Linked DNA regions of Homo sapiens: region 2 is linked to region 1. Evidence: chromatin loops called from intact Hi-C (ENCODE). Cell type or tissue: PC-9. All regions are shown on one strand. Each heading gives the region's core, and the rest is flanking DNA. Links, peaks and the distances in the headings are about the cores only.

What was found. Hi-C counts contacts between places; a loop is a spot of excess contacts. Peaks named below come from ENCODE experiments on the same cell type or tissue, not always from the same donor. Only the 100,000 strongest peaks of a DNase experiment are listed, where the experiment ranks them.
Region 2: a loop joins it to region 1, with 10 times the contacts of the local background. A loop is called at or near these places in 1 of 110 quality-filtered maps.

What each region holds. Positions count from the first base shown.
Region 1 is chr5:179,159,538-179,165,341 of GRCh38, reverse strand. The region is part of intron 5 of ADAMTS2 (ADAM metallopeptidase with thrombospondin type 1 motif 2); the gene reads left to right. Among named protein-coding and RNA genes, the nearest start is that of ZNF354C, 100 kb to the right of the region's middle. In PC-9, for the core only: no CTCF peak of the experiment used is centred there; no DNase peak of the experiment used is centred there; H3K27me3 peaks cover 4,000 bases.
Region 2 is chr5:178,583,240-178,587,239 of GRCh38, reverse strand. All of the region lies in intron 1 of COL23A1 (collagen type XXIII alpha 1 chain), which reads left to right. Among named protein-coding and RNA genes, the nearest start is that of COL23A1, 5.2 kb to the left of the region's middle. In PC-9, for the core only: no CTCF peak of the experiment used is centred there; a DNase peak (open chromatin) is centred at 1,539; H3K27me3 peaks cover 2,839 bases.

The sequences.
Region 1 (5,804 bases), core at 968-4,967:
AGGAGATCCATATATGAGAAATGTGTCTTCTTCTCGCTCAGGGGAAGCACAGTTCCCAGGCTTGATACATAGCAAGGGCACAGGATGGTGGGGGCTGGGGTGCCCCAGGCAGCAGGGACCCATCTGGCCTCCTGCATGCAGGCCAGGTGGCAGAGGAGCAAAGGAGGTCGCATCCCAGCAGGTGGTCCCGCTGGAGCCCAAGTGACCCACAGGGGAGTTCACTGCATGTCAGGACAGTATCCTTGGCTGGAGGTCTCAGCGGAGAGACCTGAGCTTGGCTCTTCCCTTGGGTTCCGACTGCCTCCAGTAGCGAGGGCCTTGCCCTGTCCACGGCCAGCCCAGACTTCCCTCCTGGGCCGCAGACCTGTCCAGCTGCCCCGATGTCTCTGCCTGGACATCAGTTTCTTTCTGTGAGGAGTCCTTAGAGGCATGCAGAACCCAAGGCTGCCTGTAGCTCTCATGGAGTGGGAGGAGTGGGTGGAGGAAAGGGGGCTCTGGGGTGCATGAGCCTGAGTTTGCGGATGGTTGTTTTGGGTGCTGCCACCAGGCAAACCCACTTCAGCCAGTTTTCAGTCCTTTCGAACCTGTGCTCCATGGGCCTAACATGGGTCCCAGCTACGGCTTGGGACTGATCACCCACAAGGGCTGCACCCCCAGAAGTGGGAGAGCTCCCAAAGCAAAACAGCCCAGCTCTTCCCAACGAGCAAGCTGGCCAGGAAAGACATTGCCGTGACCATGTTTCCTGCACTGCGGACCCCACGCTCTTCCTCTGGCACTTGCCGTCCCCTTCCCGCGCCGCCTCTTCTGCCTTGCTACCAATCCCCAAAGCCAGACACTGGTGCCGTCTCTGCCTCATTGCTCCCGCCCTGCAGCCCTGATGCCTCTCAGCTCCTGCCACCAGGTCCTGACCCTCCTGACGTGGCACCAGCCACACCTGCATGCATCTCAGTGCCACACTGTCCCCTTCTATCCCCACTCCTTCCTCACTGACCCAAAGGGCTGTTTTAAGAATGCACACAGACCTTGCCCTGGCCTCTGGGCACAAGGTCAATGTCTGGGCCTCATGGGTACCCCATAGCCCTTGAATGCTCCAGACCCAGCAAGGACAAGATCTCTGCCCCTGGGCTCCTCTGTGCCCGTCAGAGATAGGCTGGGACCTTGGAGATGTTGGGACGTTGGCAGAGAGAGAGAGGAAGCACAAGCAGCTCTGTGGCTTGTCAGTTAAGCTCCCAGTGGCAGGTTGAGTCCTGGGGTGCCCGGACACTGAGGTAACCCTCTCCTCTACTTCTTGGGGTACCCCCTGCTGGGACCCAGGCTCCCAGGGTCTAGCACACTCTCATGTCTCCTGAAGTCCTGCCTCCCAGGGCTCCCCTGGCCCCAGTGCAGCTTCCCCTCCCTGTGCCCATGCACCCCAGCCCTCCCCTCTGCCCCCTCCTCAGGGAGTCTCCTCAGAACCCCAAAGCCAGAAGGGGGTCATAGACCCCTTTAGCTCTGGACCCTGCAGCACAACCTCCTTGGGGTTGGAGAACGAAAGTGGCAGGCTGCCTTCTTGGACTGGGCCGAGAACAAAGCGAGGCAAGAACAAAAACACAAATCAATATTTCAATAAATTGTCTTGCCGCAGCAGCAAGATCACTTTGGCTGCTAAGACGGGCTGGGAACCCAGGCTGAACCACAGAAGCCAGCATCTGGGAGGAGAGAGGTGATCGGCCAGAGTGGATCCAGTCTGCAGGACGTGGAGAAGGGGCTGCCCACTGCAGGGCTCTTATTCCAGGGTTCTGGAATAAAGTGGTGACGGGGAGGATGCGTTGTTTTGTCTGCATAACTGATTTCAATTTGAGCCAGTGTTTACTATTAGGTAGGTGTCTGTAGAATCCAGATTTCACGATTGACCTGAGAAATCTGATCCAGCAGCTCTGGGCCTCTGTTCCTGCCAGCACTGGGCGGATGTTGCTCCCTTCAGCTGTGCCTGGGCACCTGGGTTTGCCACAGTCCTCGCCACTCCTTATCACCGACCCCCACTCTATTCTAATAGGGAAATATTCCTCTGTACCCTTTCTCCTTCAAAACTGGGAAAACACAAGATGGACTTACTTTTCGTGCAACCAGCCTGCCTCATTGACTTGTCACCTGCCTTGCTCCTGTAGGCGCTTGGGTTTCTAGCATCCTCCCGGTACTCCCCACAAGCCCACACACTAGGATAGCGGACCTCCCTGCACACCCCCAGCCTGCCTCAGCCTGGCTCCTCCCGCAGCTCTGTCCTACACACTAGCCTCATTCCTGCCTCTGGTCCTGATATTGGGGCATGTCTTTCTGGCTGGACTCTTGACTCCTCCTCAAAGACTTGGCCAGGGCCCTTCTCCCACTGAGAAGCATATAAACTGCCCCCAGAACATATCAGCTGCCCCCAGATCAGACGCCATCTTTCATGGGCCAGCGAGTGTCCTGACTGGGGTCCCTGTGGTCCCCCAAAGGAGGAAGCACGTGGCTCAGATTCTCTTCGCTGCAAGTGACAAGAGCACAACTCAGAATTGGCTTTCACAAGGAGAGGAACTTCTTCAGGCATAAATGACACCCGTCAGTGGCAGGCAGCCTTCGTGATGGCCGCCAGTGACCCAGTCTCTTAATGTCCATGCCCTGCGGTAGGCGGGACTGAGATTCTATCAAAAGCAGACTGTGGCTTCTGTAGGGGAGGTGCCTTCTCTTGTTGTCTCTTGGGTCCCTCGAGCAGGGGCGACCGTGTGGGGTAAAGCTGACATGGGTGACGGCCCCAGGAGGGGCCCATACGGTATGGTGTGCAACAGCTCAGCTGGGGCCCGCCGTGACCACCTGAATGAGCCTGGGAGCTGACCCGCCTCCGGTACAGCCTTCAGATGAGACTGCAGCCCCAGTCTTAGCTCGACAGTGGTCTCATCCTCCTTTAATCCTTGGTGGGGGGTCTCCTGTAGTGCAGGGGGGCTCCAGCCGCTGCAGGCCCCCCACCTCACACCTTGCCTACTCCTTGGCCCGCTTTGGTTGTATGTTCACCCTGATCCTTCATGGTGGCCAGGAAGGCGTGGTGCTGGGATTGGCCAGGCCTGCCTGCCCCTGAAGCCTGGGGTCTGACTCAGATTAAAGGAGGGGAAGTTTCACGAAAGGGAAACAAGGGCAGGCAGAAGTCACCGCAACCCACCAGGGCATCGGAAGGGACCGTCCCACTACATGGGGCTTAGGACCCTGAGGGCAGGTGAGTTCATCTTGGACAGGACTCCCTTGACACTGATGCTGGGAGACGTGCCCTGGAGGAAGCAAGGCCCCTTTCCCTGGAGCCCAGCAAGGCTACCGAGCTGTGCTGGGTGTCCTGGATGGAGACACTCACACTGCAGCAGGGGCCCTGCCACCACCCTAGCAAAAGCGCTTATTAGTGACCTTTGTGCTGACCCTCTGATTTGGATTTGGACTGGCAATTTTTAAAAAATGTATGTTAAAAAGTCATTCTTGTTTGGTTTTTGATTTTGCTCTTACTGTTATTTTTAATTGGCATGTAATAATTGTACATATTTCTGGGGTAGGGTGTGATATTTAGACACGTGTATGCAATGTGTAATGATTACATCAGGGTAATTAGCATATCTGTCACCTCAAACATTATCATTTCTTTGTGTTGGGAACATTCAAAGTCCACTCTTCTAGCTATTTGAAAATGCACAATACATTCTTACGGATTCCAGGCGCTTTCCGGCACTATAGGGCACTAACGCTTATTCCCCCATCTTGCCGCACTTTTGGATATGTTAACCAGCCTTGGCAATCCCCAGCCCGCTGCCCCCCACTCTCCAGGAACTACTCTCTATTTCTGTGACATCAACTGTTTTAGCTTCCACGTATGAGTGAGAGCGTGCAGTATTTGTCTTTCTGAGCCTGGCTTATTTCATTTAGCATAAGGTCCCCCAGGCTCATCCATATCTGGGCTGCCAATCTTAAGTTCAGCGAGTACAACCAACCACAAGGCCCACGCTCTAGCACCGAATCACATCCACCCCGAGTTTCCCTTCCTTCTTGTGCCATCCCAAGCTCACCCCCTAGCTGGAGACAGTGAGAAGGGACATTCTTTCGCCCGATTCCTCCTTCAGAACTGTGACCTCTCAAGGCTACCCAGAGGCGGATACTACCTGGCAGGGACTCGAGATGAGCTGCAGGGGTCAGGCTTGGATGTGATGCAGATACCCACTCCCTTCCTCCTGTATCAATTATAGTAGGTGAGGTTATGCTACAGAAACAAACACACTTTGCATCCCAGTGGCTTAAAACGACCAAGATTTCCTGCTCACGCTGTATGTTCAATGTGGGTTGGCGGAGGATTCGGGTCTCATCGTCACTCAGGTCCTAGGTGACAGAGCAGCCACTGTCTTTATGTTGCCAGATCTCGTGCCAGAAAGGAGAGCTCTCTGAAGGGTCTCAATGGGAAATTAGATGCTCCAACCGAAAAGAGACATGCCCCACTTTTGCTCACAGCTCATTGGCCAGAGCTAGTCACATGCTCTTCCTGGTCATGATGGGAACAGGAAGTGCACCTCCCCTTGCCCTCCTCCAGCTTCCTCTGGTCTGTCCACTTCTATGCCAATGTCCCACAAGTCTTAGTCACAGGACATCACACTCTGATTTATGACTTATTTCATCGGGACTCATGGAAACCTTGTTAGAATGAGTTATCTTATCTCCCAGGAGCAGGAAATAAAGTCTTTACAATTAACTCTGTGCTTGGGACTTGGGAATTGGTCTGCCATCTTGTCAGTCATTGACTGGGACCCCTGGGAACGACTTGTCTTACCTAGCCTTGAATTGTGCTCCCTTCTTCTGGAACTAACTGGCTTGCTAACAATACCCTTTGTTGTTTGTTTTGTTTTGTTTTGAGACGGAGTCTCACTCTGTCGCCTAGGCTGGAGTGCAGTGGCGTGATCTCAGCTCACTGCAACCTCCACCTCCCGGGTTCAAGCGATTCTCCTTCCTCAGCCTCCCAGGTTGCTGGGATTACGCCACCAAGCCAGACTAAGTTTTGCATTTTTAGTAGAGACAGGGTTTCACCATGTTGGCCAGGCTGGTCTCAAACTCCTGACCTCAGGTGATCCACCTGCCTCAGCCTCCCAAAGTGCTGGGATTACAGGTGTGAGCCACCGCGCACGGCCAACTTTTTGTTATTTATAGACACAAAGAGAAATACGTGGCTCTACTTTGTGGATACATTTATGCAAGAGAAAAAACACCTGCATACGTAGCTTCCAAGGAATGCACATCTCTATTTTATGGCCAGATAAATCCTTAAAGGGGAAAAGAACATGCCCAGGACTCAGAGGGGCTCTCGGTTCTCTTGGAGGGAACTACTTCGGTGTTTGGAGTCTATGGTGAGAACAGAAACCAAAATGCCTGCTGTGAGGATTGTGGAGGAAAAAAGGAAGGGTGCCGCTCACAGAAGCCTTGCTTTTGAAATGATATTGTGTATGTCTTATTTAAGGAGGAAGTTTAGGGCAGTGAGTTGAATCTAGATTTTGGTTTCAGCCTTCTTGGGATCCGATCTCAATTCTCCTACTTCCTAGTTTCATGACCTGGGCAAGCTTCTTAACTTCTCTGAGTCTCAGTTTCCTGTCCAAGACAGGCTTCTTAGTCCTGAAGTCTAAATGGGAGTGCCTGCTGATGTCATGGTGCAGAGAGAGTGTGCAAGACGAGCGGTCCCGAGGCCACCCTAGCTGTCAGGTGTGCGTCATGATACAAAATGGAATGGGATGGTTCCCGGGGGCTTCCCATGCATAGTTCCTGTGGGAATCATC
Region 2 (4,000 bases), core at 1-4,000, 580 kb after region 1:
CGATCGTATCTTCACTATGATGTGAAAATATTCATGCAAAAAAATCTAATATTTTCCTCTTAAAGTGCTTTAAATAGGTTGCCTAAGTAATCAATCCCCCCATCTTATACCTATAGTTACAATGTTATAAAAGCTTAAAACTTTAGAATACATGGCTTTCATAATACAGTAAAAAATGTAATGCAAGGATTAAAGAAATATTTAGTTGTATTCAGAGGAGACCATGCCAGCTTACAATGGATTTATTGTTGGCTGTTGGCCTTCCATTGTCCAGACCAATCAGTTTGAAAACAAGAAAAGCCCAGAGACTCGAGTAAAGTTTACGCATTTTCCTTTTCTCTTATCAACTCTGTATATTGGTTAAATACTGTCAACCCAGAGTCAAATGGAGATTTTTCAGCCTCTTTGGTGGTTTGTCTACTTGTCAGGGCTGCTCTCTGCTGTCAGTTTTAATTAAGATGCCTATTTTTGAATTCCATGGCACAACTGGAGATGCAGTGTAAATCATAGCTACATTTGTTTCCTTGACATTTCCTGGCTCCCAAAACAACAAAAAAAAGTTTCCTTTCAATGACTTCTTGGCATGTTCACTTTCTCTCTCCACTCTTTTCTTGTCCTTTTTTTTTTTTCCTTGCAACAGTTTGGGAGAGCTTTATAATAATAGTAGCATGTTTAGAATGAGCCAAGGATTGGGGCGTTCCTTTCACAGACATATTTTGTCATTTTGGATTGGACTTTTCCACATCGGCTTTGAAAATTTGAGGCATGGCCCCTGAGGTTGGGGAATCTGTAAGCTGAATGAATTTATACCAGAGGCAGAGCAGAGCAGACCATGCCTGAGGTTTCCTATCAGCAGAAGAGAGTTTGAGGCCTGGTCCCACCATTTACCAGCTCTGTCATCCAACCTCTTCCACTGCCTCTCCTCTGATAGTGTGGTCACAGCTCCCATGTATGCAAATATGATAACAGACAGGAAAAGTACAGGATGGTAAATATGCTTTTGATGGGAAGTAACAGAATATCTGAGTGTCCTTTCTTAGCACACACTACAGGAGAAGCTTGGAAGACGGTCAGCGCATCCTGGGTCTGTCAGCGACTTGGCCACACCTGAGTACCACTCAGTCTCTGCCGTTCTCTTGTCCTTTCCTCATGGTCACAAGGTGGCTGCTGCAGCTGTGAACCTATGTCTTCACCCAAGAGTAGCCTGGGTAGAAGGGAAGGGGGCAGGGAAGAGAGCGGTCTTCTTGAGAGGTTGTCTCTTTAATTTCAATTCAGGGGAAAACTTTCCCACCTTTCGGCAGACTTACAGCCACTAGCCAGAGCTAGGTCACAGGGTCGCCATCCCCTTCACTGGCAAGGGTAATGCGATCGCCATAGGAGGCTTTGGCCAATCTTGACTCATCCCCTGAGGCTGGGCGTGTTGCCGCTGGAACAGAATCGAGGCTTTGGTAGGAAGGAAGACTGGGCATGGCTACTGGGGAGCAACCAACAGGGTCAGCCAGGGCTGTGGAGTGTTACCCCAGCGCCATCCAGGGCTGTAGGGCATTACCCCAGCGCCATCCAGGGCTGTGGAGTGTTACCCCAGCGCCATCCAGGGCTGTGGAGTGTTACCCCAGCGCCATCCAGGGCTGTGGAGTGTTACCCCAGCGCCATCCAGGGCTGTGGAGTGTTACCCCCAGCATCAACCAGGGCTGTGGAGTGTTACTCCAGCGTCATCCAGGGACGTGGAGTGTTACTCCAGCGTCATCCAGGGCTGTGGAGTGTTACCCCCAGCATCAACCAGGGACGTGGAGTGTTACCCCAGTGTCAACCAGGGCTGTGGAGTGTTACCCACACATCAGTCAGGGCCGCGGAGTGTTACCCTAGAGTCAGCTGGGGCCATAGAGTGTTACCTGAGCGTCAGCCGGGGCCACAAGTGTTACCCCAGGGTCAGCCGTGGAGTGTTACCCCAGTGTCTGCTGGGGCCATGGAATGTTTCTGTTGTCACCCCAGAGGAGGGTGGGGCAGAGCGGGGGTTCAGTCATCCACTGGCCCGCCTAAGTTCTCATAACTGGGCCTTCCTTCTGCTTTGGTGTTTCCCAAGGACCACATTTTGGGAACATTCTTCAACCACAAAATTTCTGCCTCCCCTGGGGCTCTGCTGTCCAGCTGTGCTGCCGGCCACAGCTGAAGGGAAGGTTGATGGGTTTGGGATTGTCTCTGGCACAGTCCCGTTGGTTGCAGTCTTTGGCCTTTAACCCTTGAGCAGATGCTGTTCTGCCCCCGAAGTGAGTGACTAAGGGTGGCACTCTAGGACATTGCTTGCCAGCTTTCCCATATCATAGCACATGCAAAGAATGGTAGCACTTCCCTCACTGCAGGAAGGGAAGAGGACACTAGGCTGGAGGTGACCAGCCACTCCCCAGCCCCGAAGGACCAAGGTAGTCAGTCTACCAGAGACCACATACAGTGCACCTGCACCCACTCGGTGTGTCTGGGAAGCTCTGTTACCCCCTACTATCCTGCCTTTCCCCCAGCTCCTTGGCTTTCTTAGCAGCCATATCTGACTGTGGCCTCCAAATCCCCTTCCAGAGCAGGTGCAGTTACAGTCATGGTCTCCAGAGCAGGCTGTCCCTCCTTCCCTCACCGAGCAGCAACCCATTAGCTTCAACCTTTCTAGATGCCTTTGGATCCTTTTACCCTCAAATAGCAATGTGACATGACTCCAAGATGGTGCAGCTTAATTTCAAAGAATTCAGGCTGGGGCGTGGTGGTTCACACCTATAATCTCAGTGCTTTGGGGGACCAAGGTGGGTGCATAACTTGAGCCCAGGAGTTCAAGACCAGTTTGGATGATATAGCAAGACCTCGTCTCTATTTAAAAAAAAGAAAAAAATTTATATGTATTTATTTCTAGGTGTGTGTGTGTGTGTGTGTGTGTGTGTGTGTGTGGCCAGGTGCAGTGGCTCACACCTGTAATCCCAGCACTTTGGGAGGCCGAAGTGGGTGGATCACCTGAGGTCAGGAGTTCGAGACCAGCCTGGACAACATGGCGAAACCCTGTCTCTACTAAAAACACCAAATTTAGCCAGGCATGGTGACATGTGCCTGTAATCCCAGCTACTTGGGAGGCACGAGAATCACTTGAATCCGGCAGGCGGAGGTTGCAGTGGGCCAAGATCATGGCACTGTACTCTAGCCTGGGTGAGTACATCTCAAAAAAAATAATAATCAGCTGGGCATGGTGGCGCAAGCCTGTAGACCAGCTCCTCGAGACACTGAGGTGTGAGGATTGCTCGAGCCCAGGTGTTTAAGGTTGCAGTGAGCCATGATTGCGCCACTGCACTCCAGCCTGGGTGACAGACTGAGGCTGTTTCAACAACAAATAAAAATTGGGGAGAAAGCAGGGGGTTATTAATTAGCTTGAGTAACGGAGAAGTCCAGGCTAGTGTCTGTGTAGGCCCGGCTCAAGGTGCCTGGATTTTGTTTCTTCCTCTTGGCTCCATATTTCTCAAGGATGCCCTCACTCTCCCCATAAAGTGCCAGGGAAGCTTCCAGCAACTCCAGATTCACATCCTTAGTGTTAGTTTCTGTTTTCCAACAGTCCCAGCAGAAATTCCCTAATTCCCTCTGATGGACCAGTGTGGATTGCCTGCATTTATCAGTACAGACAGCCTGCATCTAACAATACGGATTACCCGTCCTGGTCACTGAGACCCGCAGGGCAGCCTCTCGATGGGCGAGGCTCAGCTGCGTCTGTGTGTGTGTGTTCATGTGTGTGCACGATCAACCCCACTGGAGCTCTAGGGACCAAGAAGTGAAAGCTGATCCCAAAGGACAATTTGGAGTGGTGTTATTGGAAGAAAAGGGAGAGGACATGAGGCCGGCAAAACCAGTAGGTGACCATCCAAGGAATAGGGTGAGAAGCTTGGGCTCTAAGCTGGAGCTGTGTTCTAGAGAAATTCCACCTCAGTGGCATGAAACTCAATGAAAGGATTTTTGATCCAGTGGGGAGGCCAGT